Linked DNA regions of Mus musculus: regions 2 and 3 are each linked to region 1. Evidence: chromatin contacts called from ENCODE Hi-C or POLR2A ChIA-PET data. All regions are on one chromosome and are shown on one strand. Each heading gives the region's core, a stretch centred on a gene start or an enhancer-like site at or near the end of the contact. The rest is flanking DNA. Distances are from core to core; before and after follow the strand shown. Region 1 holds the start of Zfp341 (zinc finger protein 341). Region 2 holds the start of 9030607L20Rik (a long non-coding RNA gene). Region 3 holds the start of Chmp4b (charged multivesicular body protein 4B).

What was found. A loop is a pair of places that touch in the nucleus more often than their neighbours do. ChIA-PET counts read pairs that join two places held with the same protein, here RNA polymerase II (POLR2A).
Region 2: POLR2A ChIA-PET joins it to region 1 with 14 read pairs in embryonic stem cell. The contact joins the promoter of 9030607L20Rik here to the promoter of Zfp341 in region 1. A Hi-C loop is called at or near these places in 1 of 37 maps with a recorded cell type or tissue (heart). POLR2A ChIA-PET finds 5 or more read pairs at or near these places in 3 of 5 experiments (Patski and embryonic stem cell).
Region 3: a map of T-helper 1 cell shows a loop between it and region 1 (2.0-fold over the local background). The contact joins the promoter of Chmp4b here to the promoter of Zfp341 in region 1. A Hi-C loop is called at or near these places in 2 of 37 maps with a recorded cell type or tissue (T-helper 1 cell and heart). POLR2A ChIA-PET finds 5 or more read pairs at or near these places in 3 of 5 experiments (Patski and embryonic stem cell).

Annotation. Positions count from the first base shown.
Region 1 is chr2:154,611,221-154,615,786 of GRCm38, reverse strand. Zfp341 (zinc finger protein 341) reads right to left here and starts at 2,419. Exons shown (of 15, transcript NM_199304.1): 1 at 2,385-2,419. The coding sequence starts at 2,415.
Region 2 is chr2:154,674,190-154,678,755 of GRCm38, reverse strand. 9030607L20Rik (a long non-coding RNA gene) reads right to left here and starts at 2,217. Exons shown (of 2, transcript XR_866878.2): 1 at 1-2,217. All of the region lies in intron 1 of Chmp4b (charged multivesicular body protein 4B), which reads right to left.
Region 3 is chr2:154,654,854-154,659,419 of GRCm38, reverse strand. It overlaps Chmp4b (charged multivesicular body protein 4B), which reads right to left and starts at 2,394. Exons shown (of 5, transcript NM_029362.3): 1 at 2,049-2,394. The coding sequence starts at 2,238.

The DNA.
Region 1 (4,566 bases), core at 1,170-3,669:
GAAGAACACAAGCTGTTATCACCGGGAGAAGTCGGGTTCTTGGAATCACTCTGTCTATTAGAACTTCAGGAGGAAAAACAAAAAAAAATTTTTTTTCAAGATAAAATATTGGGCCTGTGAGATGGGTTCACACAGTGGGTGAAGGCACTTGGCAAGTTGAGTTTGGCTTCTAGGACCTACTGACTCCTGCAAGTTGTTCTCTGACCTCCACATGCATGCTGTGACCTAAGTATGCACACATACAGACCATACATATAAAAAAAGGTCGAAAACATAAAGCCCTTAATTAAACGTTCCACCCTCCGCTCCTTTCCCTTCTGGTGAAGTCCATCAGTACAAGCCGGGCACACTGCCCTTCCTTCCTTCCTTCCCATCAAGGCCCCTGGTGCGCTCCCGGAATCTTCCCTCACCCCACTGCTTCCTTCCTGACATTTCTAGACTTTTGGCAAATCTAACCTATTCTGCTTCCCAAATATATCTGGGATCCACCCTCTCCAGCCGCTTGGCCGAGCTCCTTACACTCCCTGCTGCCCTTCACCATACCCCCCCCCCCCCCGCATTCCCCAGAAGCCGGGGTGAACTTTATAAAACATACATCAGATGATGTGGCTCCCCTGATGAAAACCTTTTTTTAGCACCACACTGATCCCAAGATAAAGTTCAGAAGCCTCATCAGATCTGAGGAGGGCTTTTCTCAAGCCGCTCCGCTACACTGCACCGGGAATTATGGGAAATCTTGTTCTCCCTGGCTTCCACCACCTGGTCCTTCCGATGCCCTTTTATTTGGATCGCCACACACCTGCTGTTCTTCTCGTAGAAATTTTATTTATTTTGGTCCTGGGGACCTTTCAAGGCCAGTGAAACTACACTTCTCGAATCCTATTTAATTTTTTCTTTAGCTAATACACAAGCATATGCTTGTACGAAACGTTTAAACAATGCAATACCCCACTGTCCTCCAAAGGGAATGAACACCCACGACCTGACCACACGCAATACCCCACTGTCCTCCAAAAGGGAACGAACACCCACGACCCTGACTGACCACCCAGATCCACACCACCCCTGCTATTTTCTTCACAGAACACACCAGCTGGGGTCACCTTTGCAGTCTTCTTTTTTGAGTTCCCGTTGTTTTGTGGTTTTTCCCCCCTTTTATTTTCTGTACAATGATATTTTTAATACTTTTGAGATTATAATTTGATTAGGACATTCCGCCCTTCACTTTTCTCCCTCCAAACCTCCCATATAACCTCTCCACTCTCCTTCAAAGTCATGGCCTTTTAAAAAAAGTTGTTATTGAGTATATGTATGTACACATATATTCCTAATTGGTTTTTGAAAGTCTCATGGTGCCAAAGCTGGCCTCAAAATCCTTATGTGGCCGAGGCTAACGATCTTCCTGCCTGTCTTCCAACCGCTGGGATTATGAGCATGCACGGCAAACCCTGCCTGAGATTGCCTTCTTTTACTATTCTTTCCCACAATTCTGACGGCGGGGTGAGGTGGGGTAGTAATGAAGGAGGATGAGGACAAGTGAATCTGGCTTAGTAAGAATCACTGGATTTCTTTCAAAGGTAAGACTCAGGTGAGAGCTCATCCTCCAAGAAGCTAGTGAACTACAAGCCTTGGTTTCCTTCTGCCGGCCCGGCCCACAGATTTCCACTCGGGCTGTTCACTCCACCCTCCACCCACAAGGCTACTACTGTGTCCAACTCCTCTCCTGTCTCTAGAGCCATCCTTTGTTGTTAAACTCCAGCAGGTGCACATGGTGGCGCTCAGAGCTCCCTTTCTCCAGAGCCTGGGGCCCATGCACCACGGCGATCTTGCAGATCACAGAATCGAATCCGATTCGATCGGAGACCAGAGTAGCCCAAGCAGGCACACGCGTGCAGGGCTCAGATCGGAGCACGGTGGGTGCCCTGTGTTTACTGGTTTGGGCCGGTGGTCTCTCCCAGACTCCGCTGTGCACACAGGCGGCGCCTCCTTCTCTGCTCTGGACTTAGTAGGACTACATCCCAGCCCGGAGGCCACCGTGGGTCTCGGGACGTTCTGAGTGGTTCGGGCGCCCGACTGGGCAGCTGAGCCGCCCAGCCCTCCCGCACCGCCGTCTCTCCAGGCCCAGGCCCCCGGCTGTTTCCTGGGCGTGCACCCTCCCGCGCCGGCGGCCTCGACTGCCGCGCTGTTCCGGTCCCGAGGCCCCCTCCCCGCAGAGCCGGCGCTCCCAGGCTGTTCCCGCCCCCTCCCGCCCCGCGGCTGTTCCGGCCCGGACGCCCTCCGCCCTCCGCCCCGCGGCCTCCACGCGCCCTGGGCCCGGCGCTGCGAGGGCGCGGCGGGAGGGGGCGCCACGCGGAACAGCCGCTGCCCCGGCCCGACGCGCTCACCCTCCAGGGCCTCGAAGATCGCCTGCGCCATCTTGGAGCTGCCGCCGCCCGGGGAGTCGGAGCGGGGCTACGCAAGCATTGTGAGAACCGCGGCGGGGTCGGGGCCGCCAGGGGGCGCCCAGGAGCCGACGCCGAAGCCCCTGCCCCGGAAACAGCTTGCCCCGCTGTCCGGCCGGAGACCCAGTCCCCTAGTAGTTCCAATTCTACACAGACATACGTCCGGCGCTCGCACATCGCCTCCCAACGCGGACACCGACCCCAGTTCTTCAACACGCACCCCATGATCGCTGCACACAGTCTTCTTCAAGGTTGCAACACCAACCCACCTCACCGAGATTGTCTGTTACATGGACACCCCACACCTTGCAACTGTGCCACGCTGATTGGAAAGCAGCCTTCTCGAAGGACTCCTATCTCTGGTCTTAATTCCTCAGTTTATGTTAGATTCCCTCAGTGCTCTTCTTAACCCCAATTTCCAGCTTTGGAGGGACCTCCATTCCCATTCACACACCTCTCGACTGTGATTCTCTGAGACCCCATTTCTTTGACGACCCTATTACCATTTCAGCCATTCCTAGCTCAAACTCATAGGGAGGGGATCCACTCCCAACTTCATGTCGTCGTTTTTACATTTATTATTAATTTTGTTTTGTGTATATGGACACACATGGCATATATCTACACACAGACACACAACAAAACACATGTGTGAAGATCAGAGGACAACGTTCCGGAATCGATTCTCTTCCCTCCATCATGTGAGACCCTGGCACTGAACTCAGTCCAGCAGCAAGTGCTTTTACCAGCTGAGCCGTCTCTAAGTTTTGTTTATAATCCATGAAGTCCAATTTGAACTGCTGGTACATTATATTGATCAGTGTGTCAGTGTGGGGTCATCCACTGGAACATGGTTTATCAGGGACTACATATACACTTAGAGGACTTTCTCTCCCAAGACAGACCTCTGGGGATTTGTGAGGTCCTCATCCATGCATTCTGGAATGATGACTGGCTTGATCCTGTGCAGGTGGAGAAAGCTACAGCTGGTCTGAGTTTGCAAGTGCTGTAGCCCTGCCATTTCCAAGACACGATTTCACCCCAGGCCTCCCCAAACTCTGGCTCTTATATCTTTCCACCCCGACATTCACCATGATGCCTGAGTCTTGGAAAGAGGAAAAGATGAGATAGAAGTCCTACTGTGGCTAAACACTCTACTGACACTTTAACTAGTTGTGAGTTTCTGACTTAACTGTCCTCTGTTGCACAAAGTTCTGTAATGCTGGCTCACTTAATAGTCTCACTTAATAGTGTCAGCTGCCCTGAGTGTGTGGGGCTCGAAGAGGGCAGGGCTGCATACAGAGCCTGGTGAATGAATGCTAAGCTGGTGATCTACTTTAGCTCCACCTCAACCCTTGACCTTTAATTTTGACCTCAGTTTTTGTACTTACTATTCTCTCCAGCTTCCATTACCCTTCCTAACAGCTGACACCACTGCTTCTTGGGTCATCTACCTCCTCAAAGAGGCCTTTCCTGACCAACTACCCTGACTAACATAGCTTCTCCTTGTACCAGAATAAAAATTATCTGAAGCCATGGCTCCTCTTCTCCACCCCTCATTTACTTCCTGGTCTATGGCCTATGTTTTCTGATAGATTATGACTGAAGACAATTTTTTTTTTTTTTTGGTCTTGGCTATGTTTCTAGAACCTAGAACAATACCTGGCATATCGTAGGTGCTCAACAAACAAGTAATTTTTAAAAAAGATTTATTTATTTATTTTATGTATGGGAGTTCACTGTATATAGCTGTACTGATGGTTGTGAGCTTTCATGTGGTTGTGGGAATTGAATTTTTTGGACCTCTGCTTGCTCTTGGCCCAAAGATTTATTTATTATTATACATAAGTACACTGTAGCTGACTTCACACACCATCTCACCAGCCCCAAACAAGTAAATTTTTAAAAATTATATCTTCACTTCTATTATTTTGTGTGTGGATGTTTTATGTGCATATATAGCTGTGTGCTACATGCATGCAGTGCCCTGGAGGCTAGAAGATGTTGGATCCCCTGGAACTGGAGTGATGGAGGGTTGTGAGCCACCATATGGGCGCTTGGAATGGATCCTGGGTCTTCTGCATGAACAAGTGCTCTTAACCACTGCACTGTTCTCCAGACCCAA
Region 2 (4,566 bases), core at 968-3,467, 63 kb before region 1:
ATTTGAACTCCGGAGCTTTGGAAGAGCAGTCGGGTGCTCTTACCCACTGAGCCATCTCACCAGCCCAGTATTTGTCATCTTAGTTCCAACAGCAGTGATTAAACACCACAACCACCTCAACAAGGCAAAGCTAAGAAAATGCTTTTAAAAAGTGTTGTGGCTGGGCAGTGATGGCGCACGCCTTTAGTCCCAGCACTCAGGAGGCAGAGGCAGGTAGATTTCTGAGTTCAAGGCCAGCCTGGTCTACAGAGTGTGTTCCAGGACAGCCAGGGCTATACAGAGAAACCCTGTCTCCAAAAACAAAACAAACAAACAAACAAAAGAGTGTCGTGGCTGGGCCAGGTGACACACAACTTTAATCCCAGCACTTGGGAGGCAGAGCCAGGTGGAGCTCTGTGAGTTCAAGGGCAGCCTAGTCTACAGAACAAGTTCCAGGACAGCCAGGACTACCCAGAGAAGCTATCTATTTATCTATCTCTATCTCTCAAAAAAACAAAACAAAACAAAACAAACAAACAAAAAACAAAAACCGAAAGAAAAAAAAAAAGAAAGAGAAGAGAAGAGAAAAAAGGAAAAGAAAGGACAGAAGGAAGCGGCAAGCACGGCGCTCTTTCCCTTACAAGTCAGGCCCTGGGCTTAGATGCCTTAGCCTGGACTGGGACAGAAGCAAACTGCCCGCCCATGGTTTCCGTTCCCAGGCTGGGATGTGCTGTTTCTCTTCCAACTAGCTTTTCTTCCTCGCTTCCAGCTGAATCCATGCCAACAGAAGCCCCCTTCTGCCTGAGCAAGCATGAGAGCGCCCTGGCAACGGAGATAACAACAGAGCTGGGGGCTGGGACGCTGCGTGGAAGTAGGGAAAGAGGAATGTCGGCAGAAAACGCTTCCAGTGTACAACTGTTACAAGAGACCAAACTAACAAGGCCTTTCCGAGTCACAGGGAGAGGGCTGCAGAGACAGACACATTCCCCTGTCCAAAAGACAGCAGGCTAACCAGGGGAGGGGGGGAAAGACTTTCTTCTGGGAAGACAGCCTTGTGCTTGATTGGTCTGTTCAAAAATAGGGCAAAAACCTCAGAGCCCTGATGCTTGTCTTCCTTTTACTCTGCATGCAGCTTAAATAGAATATGTACCCCGAGGAGCAGGCAATGTCCCACTCCCTCAGGATCCTCGGTACACAGCAAGTGCTCAGAGACACTCATGCATAGGAAGTTGAAGCCCTGGGCTCAGAGCTCAGCAGATCCTGACTGGTTACCACTGAAGGAGGGGGCCTAGGGGCAGAACCCCGGTCTCCTGCTTTCCCTACAAGCCCAGCTTGATCTAGGAGACAACACCTGAGCAGGACAATAAGCCGGACAATAACAGGAGAAATGAGACAGACAACAGTTTCCTATGAACAGACCCCTTAAAGCCCCAGCCTTAGCAAACAGACCGCTTCCCTATGCACAGTCCGGTAGGCCTGTTAGCCACAGAGCTCAAAAGCTCCGGTTTGTAGTGATTGGCTAGTCATGAACACATGATCCCAGCAGCCAATCAGAATTCTTTTGAGTTTTCAATCTGCGAAGGGAGATCACGAGGTAGGAAGAATTTACAGGAACAAAACTATTAACCATACTGGCCATCTAGTCAATGAGTAGACTTACAAGGGAGTCAAAAAAACGGTGATAACTGGCAGAAGAGAGCCCAGCCCCACCCTGCCCTTTCCCACAGTCATCGAGTCAGTAAACCCTTTGGCTGCGGAGTAACCAATGCCAGCCCCTATAACAAGAGTAGCAATGGCTCTGCTTGTAATCCCCATATTCAGAGGTGGAAGCAGAGGACTCTCTTGATTCAAGGCCATCCTCCGGAAGTTCCAAGTCGGCCTGGGGTAATGAGCCTCTGTGCCCAGGGAAAACCAAAACAACCGCACTTAGCCAGAGATGGCGCCCGAACTCCATCCCGCTCAGTCCCTCTGACTCCAGAACCTTCCACTACTGCATCACATTTTGAGAAGGAACTCATCTTAACGACAGGAAGGAGCCAAACATAAGAACAGTTTTACTTAAGAGTAAACACGGGAGGACTGGAGAGATGGCTCAGCTTGTTAAGATCAGGGCTGCTCTTCCAATGGACCTGGATTCAACTCTCAGCACCTGCATGGTGGCTGACATCCACTTGTAATTCCAGTTCCAGAGGACCTGACACCCTCTTCTGGCCTGCCTGGACACCAGGCATGGTACACATGCATACATGAAAGCAAAGTATCCATATACATAAAATAAAGCAAAAAAAAAAAAAAAAAAAAAAGAGTAAACACAGGAACTGGGAGATGGCTCAGCAGTTAAAAGCACTGACTGCACTCGCACTCACAAAGGACTCACGATCAATTCCCAGACCTACAGCAGTTCACAACTGTCTAACTCCAGTTCTAGAAGACCTGACACCCTCACACAGACATACATGCAGGCAAAATGCCCATGCTCATAAAAAATTTTTTAAAATAAAAATAGTAAAGGGAGCAGTTTAACAACGTAAGTGTACTTAATGTCACAGAGCTGTCACTACATGCTAAAATGATGAGTTTTATCTTCTGTGTTATATACATTTTTGTTTTGTTTTGTTTTTCGAGACAGGGTTTCTCTGTATAGCCCTGGCTGCCCTGGAGCTCACTTTGTAGACCAGGCTGGCCTCGAACTCAGAAATCCGCCTGCCTCTGCCTCCCGAGTGCTGGGATTAAAGGCATGCGCCACCACGCCCGGCATATATACATTTTTTACCACAACTAAAACACAGAACCGGTGGCTGGAGATGTAGCTCAGTTGACAGATTATTTGCCTAGTGTTTGCAAAGTTCTGGGTCCCATCCCAGCACTTCAAAAATCAGATGTGGTGGCACATGCTTATAACCCCAGCCCTGGGAAAGAGGCAAGGGGTGATCGATCAGAAGCTCCCATTCCATGCTGGCCACATTCCAAGTTTGAGACAGGAAAGCATTCGAATGGCACGGGCAAATCCCTGGGTTCAGTCTCCAGCACTAAAAGCAACAGCAGACTGGTCATGAGCCCACTACCTGCTCATCCCTGGAGACACAGCAGATAAGATGTGTCATGTATGTGACATGTCATGTATGTGAGGCAACAATTGGAGGACAGGTGTTAAAGTGCACAGAATCATCAAAACCTGAAATACTGTTTAAAAATAATCTCTGTTCCCTGGAGCAAGTCACAACAGTGTAGGCCAAAATCCAGTGGTGCAGGAAAGAATGCAGGGTAGGGAGTGATCAGGAAGTAGGCGTTCTGATCGAGCACAACACATTGCCCCACAGTCACAGCTCTTAGGAGGCAAAGTCAGGAGATGATCATGGGTTCTAGGGCAGCATGAGCTAGGCAAGATCCTGTCTCAAATACAGGCAGGAGTGCTGAAGATACAGCTGTTAGACTGCTGGGTTCTGGTTCCTGGACTGCATAAATTGAGCACTGTCTCAAAAAACAAGGGGCTCTGTGAGTAAAGACTAATGATGTAAGTTCAATTCCCCCGGACCTATACAACACAAGACAGAACAGCTGACTCCACAGTTGTCCTCTGACCTCCACAGATGCAATATGGCATATGATAATGTATATATATATATATATATCATACATACATAACAATATAATTGTTAAAAGATTAGGGGACAGAATAAAGACATTTAAAAGGGGAAAAGGTCCCAGGGTGTTGGCTCAGTGGGTAAAGCACTTGCCAGAAGCATGAAGACTTGAGTTTCCATCCCTGAAACCAATTTTTAAAAGCAGAGGAGGATTACAACACATTTGTAATCCCAGAGGGAGGTGGAAAAAGAGACTCCCTGGAGTTCCACATATACAAACATTAATATACACAAACACACATGCACACGCGCGCATGCGCGCACACACACCAAACAGTAAAAACCTAACTAAGACGAGAGGGGTACACCTGCCATGCTATCCATCCCCCTCCTCAACACCACTCTCTGCCAACTCATGACTTGAAATCTGGCTCTGGTCACAAGTCTTAGTTCTCTTGTCTGTAAAATGGGATAATTCCTGGTCTTTTTATTTCTAAGAGTCGGGGACTCATTAGAACCTGAGCATCACCCTTCTTCTTCTTCTTCTCTATCCACGTGTGCCCCAATACGGCTGCAGCTTTCGGACAGCCCAGGCTGCTGCTTCTCCCCACTGATTCCACCTCAGGAGCCGTTTAAAAAGTGGGTCACTAGGAATCTAGTTTGGACATAGCCTTCTTTACTCCCACCCTGTCAGCAATTAAAACTTCCACTGTACTTCAAAAAACTAGATCAGAAAAGTTGCTCTTGGGTCTTTTTTCACTTGAGCAAAAAGAAAACTTCTGTTTTAAATTATCCAAAGAAAGCAGAGACATTCGAGCCAAAATTATCTCAGCTGTGTGGTCTCACAGTCTGAAGACCCAGAGAGAAGTCCGCTTCTGGGAGCCTGGGGCCAAAGGAAGAGGGGCTGAATAATGTTGTGCCAGCCTACTTGCCAGGGGGGAGGGAAGGTGGAGACACCATACAGCTCTGAGACAGAGCCTGCACCTCCCAGAGCACTAGAGCG
Region 3 (4,566 bases), core at 1,145-3,644, 44 kb before region 1:
AGGAAACAAACCTCCAACATGCAGACTGGCAAAATCCAGGACTCTAATTACCACTGGTGAAAAGAGGGTCCTGATTAAGGCAGAGCTGTCAGAGAAAAGGGCTGATTAGAGAACACAGCCCCGTCCGTTCTTCTCCACAGCTCTAACTGGTGTCCGGTCCACAGATGGATGCCTGCACCTTCCCTACATGCCCTTCCCACTCTCCAGACACAGCCAGATGCTTAAAACTCTAACCAGTGATTAGGACTGGCTTCAGAACACCCTTCAAAAGCTTTCCATCCACTTAGAATTCAAACTCTGATGTTAGCAATTCAAGGCCCACCCCTCCCTTCGCTTCCCCCACTCTCCCTTCAACCACTAGAAAGATACAGAGATCTTTCAACCTCTTAAAGCAGGCCAACTTCCCAGCCATTCCTCTGCTATTCTCCCAACCAAGAAAAATCCCCCCAAAGCTGGGTACTTCAAAAGGCCGCAGTTCAAACTTGAACTTTTCAAAGATGTTACCCTGACCATCCTACCAAGACAGCACCCTACTCTATCACTATGACCCCACTTCTTAGTCGTAATTAGTGCTCATCACTAACATCTCCAAATTGGTTAGTTTCTTCATGTAGTGTCTCCCCTACCCCCACCATCTTCCTTTTTGAGACAGTATCTCTCTTGTTGGCCATCTGGGCCTTCAGACTGCTCTGTAAACACGGATGACCTTGGCCCTCCTGCCTCCACCTCCCAGGTCTGAGCTTACAGGCTTTCAGGGACATGCACGGCTAGTACCTTTTCTTTAAAGCAGACATTGTTTGATATCCCTCTATGAATCAGACTGGATGTCCTGGGTACTCAGAATTCCCTCAATGTTTGCTATGATATTGGCAGAGGAGCAGCCCTCAAGATAGGTTATCATTGTGATACAAAACAAGCTAATGTTTCCCATGTTAGTTAAGCCCCTACTAGTACTGGATATTATAAACACTCTTAGGAGGATAAATCCACTAAAGGTCACAGTCCCGGAAGAAATTTCCCTGGTAACCTTCTGGGTTAAATACTTGTTTGCATGATTCCTAAGCCAGCCCCCCCCCCCCACCTCTCTCTATCTCTCAACTTCGGCCCACTCTCAAGGGGTGACCTGTCACGCTATGATTCATGCTCACATTGTTGTAACAAAAACACACATGAGCATTTTGACTTTCTTTACAGTCATTCACACATTTTCACATCCATCTCACTGAAGAAAACTACAAGGTACTTCCTAGACAGTTTCGATTCCTAGACAGGAAGCAAAGAAGCTTTCAAGTTCCAATCAACAACAGGACTGGGTCAACAGAGGCAGAGTCCTCGTCATTTCTGGTTCAGGAGGAACGGGGAAGTGGTGAGTCACAAGAGGGTAAGGCTTACAACACGGAAGCTCTGAGAATCACAGGGTTATCGACATCTTAGGTCTTCCAGTGGCCAGCTCCTAGCCGGTGGATGTGGAACTCAAAACTTAACAAGTACACTCAACAAGTGAACAGACAGAGCGGGTCCCAGAGGGTCTCTTCACTCCCCAGTTCTCTTTTTTCTCCATAAAGGAAGCTTCTCAAGAAGACTCCTAAGTCAGGGGCAGAAGGCAGCTCAGACGTCACCAAGGGCTCAGGAGAGGACAGAGGTGGACCAAGAAACACATAAATGATAGGGTGGGGCAAAGAAATGAACCAAGGTGGGGGTAGAGGCAGTGGCTGGGAAGATGGGTGAGGCCAAAGAGAAAAGAATACAATGGAACAGAGTGGAACAGACTGAGCAAAGTTAAAGTGCTGTGAGATCTGGGTCAGAAGAGGCCTGCCAGGGTAGGGAGAGTTTGAAGGGAGTCTGATGATGCAAGTGAACCGGCTCAAGGAGACCCAGAAGGAGTCAGATGGAAAGGGATCCCCGGCTCGGCTGGACAACGAAAGAAGTCTGGCCGGAGAGTTCCAGAGTCGAGAGAGACCCCGAAACGAGTTAGACAAAGTGGAGTCCGGGCCTGGGGAGCCTTAGGAGAGCCAGTGGAGAGTCTGATGGGGCCCCAGCCGTCTCACCGCGTTTATTTTTGGTGCCGTGCTTCTTGGCAGCCGTCAGCTCCTGTTCGATTTTCTTCTCCAGGAACTCCTGCTTCTTGCTTAACATCTCCTCCGTGTCCCGAAGCCGCTGGATGGCCTCCTGGGGGGTCGGGCCGCCCTTGCCCGCCTTACCCCCTCCAGCCCCGAACAGCTTCCCGAACACCGACATGGTTGCTGCTCGCCGCGCCGGCCTCCGGCGCCCACTCCGGCTCGGCTCGGCTCGGCTCGGCTCGGCTCCCGCGCCCACTCCCGGCCTGCCGCTCCCCGCAGCCGCAGGCCTCGCCTCCACCTCCGCCCCGCAGCTGGGCCCGGCCGCGCCACCTCCCACAGGCCCCCACGCCCGGGCCCGGCCGGCGTCAGGGCAACGCGCCGCTGACTACAGCTCCCAGAGCACCACGCGCCCGCAGCCCCTCGAGTCTAAGGGAGGACCGCGCGCTGCAAGCCGGGAGTCTGAGTTTTCCGGCTCCTGGCGTACTATGGCGCATCTTTTTAGTCTCGCAGAGGTCAAAGGGCAATGTGGCATGCTGGAAAATGTAGTCTCTTTGGAATGTGTTCCGTAGAGATGAAAGACCAGGAAGAGAAGAAATAACTATTACAAAAAGAGGGGTTCGTTGTGCTGGTCCGTGATAGAACCCTGGACCTAATTCACAGCACGGGAAGTAATAGTGATAACAACATCACTCATTTTCTATGATCTCTGGAACATAGTACTTTACAATCATAATCACATTTGATTCTTAAAGCAGTTTACAACAGATAATGCTGTTCCTATTTTGTGTGTCTGTTTTGGAACCAGACTTTCATGTAGCCTAAGCTGGCCTTGAAGTTCCTAAGGATCAGAGGCTGGCCTGTCTCTGCCTCTGAAGTGTTGGATCTGTGCTGTTCCTAATTTATATGTCAGTGAATCAAGCCCAGGAAACTGGCTGTCTAACTAGCTTACTTTACCAGACCGGTCAGTTCTCTCTACTTGGATGAGCTGTCATTCTCTTTATTCACCTAAGAGACCTTCTGAAACCTAAAATAGACTAACCACCTTGGCAGTGTAATTCAACAGCAAAGCTTCAAAATCAGCCTCGAATATTCATTTAGATACTTACTTCCTCTTGCTTTCCAAAGCTGTAAATTTGAAATTGTCACAAGTCCTCTTAAAAGAGTTTGTAAGTGAGATAGGAATATAAAGGGCCCAGCTGACTACAGGCACTCAAATAAAGATGTGTGTTTTAAACAGGACTTGGCAATTCATGCCTATAATCTCACATCTTTTGAAAGGCTGAGATAAGAGGGCTGCCATGTGGTGGCACATGCCTTTAATCCCAGAGGCAAAGGCAGAGGCAGGTAGATTTCTGAGTTATAGGCCAGCCTAGTCTACAGACTGAGTTCCAGGACAGCCAGGGCTATACAGAGAAACCCTGACTTGAAAAAACCTCCTGAATGTAATTGTATTTCTGGCACTGAAAAAAAAAAAAGAAAGAAAGAAAGAAAGAAAGAAAGAAAGAAAGAAAAAGAAAAAACCTCCTGTCTGTTTGAGTTCTGACCTGCTTTCATGATGATCAATGATATGGAAGTATAAGCTCAGTAAACCATTTCCTCCCCGAGTTGCTTTGGTCACAATAATAGTAAGACACTCTAGGAGTATAGAAAGTCATGTTTGGGGGGATTATATTAGAAAACTCAAATTTAACTTAAATACTCTTACCACACAATTGGCATCCGTCTCTGGGGAAGAATTTGAACCTACATTGGGACTCTTGGTTTTGTTGTTGTTGTTTTTTGGTTTTTTCGAGACAGGGTTTCTCTGTATAGCCCTGGCCATCTTGGAGCTCACTTTGTAGACCAGGCTGGCCTCGAACTCAGAAATCCGCCTGCCTCTGCGGGACTCTTGTTTTTAAAAGGGTGCTGAAAGCCAGGGGCAGTGTCTGTCTATAGTGGCTGACACAGGAAACCTGGAGTTCCAGGCTAGTGTGGCCTTCATAGCAAAATTCTGTCTTGATCTCTAAAAGAAAATGAAGACGGAGGAGGAAGAAGAGGAGGAGAAGAAAAACTGAGACATCCATGATGTCTGCCTAGGATATGGGTACATCGCGCTGACACACGGACAGCTGCCGCCATCTTGCCTGAGGATTTGCCTGCCGTGGCAAGACTCACAGAGTACATCGGTTAGACACCAGTTGGGCTTCACTGTTCTGGCCTTTGGGTCAAGTGCGGGTCCTTTTGAAAAGCTTTCTTAACTTCTAACACCTCCGTAAAAGCCATGTGACAAACAGGGCTGGAGTGCTCTCTGGCTGCTCTGCCAGGCTCAGTTCCCAGCACCCATGTATGCGGTGGCACTCACAACTGCAGCCCCAGCCCCGGGAGAGCCATCGCCCTCTCTGACCTCCTCAGACACCAAATGCACGTGTAGCACAAATATATACACACATGCAAAACACCCATATAATAAAAGAATCTTTCTTACTTAAAGCCTCGTGAAAATAAGCAGAACATGGGTTACCCTGAA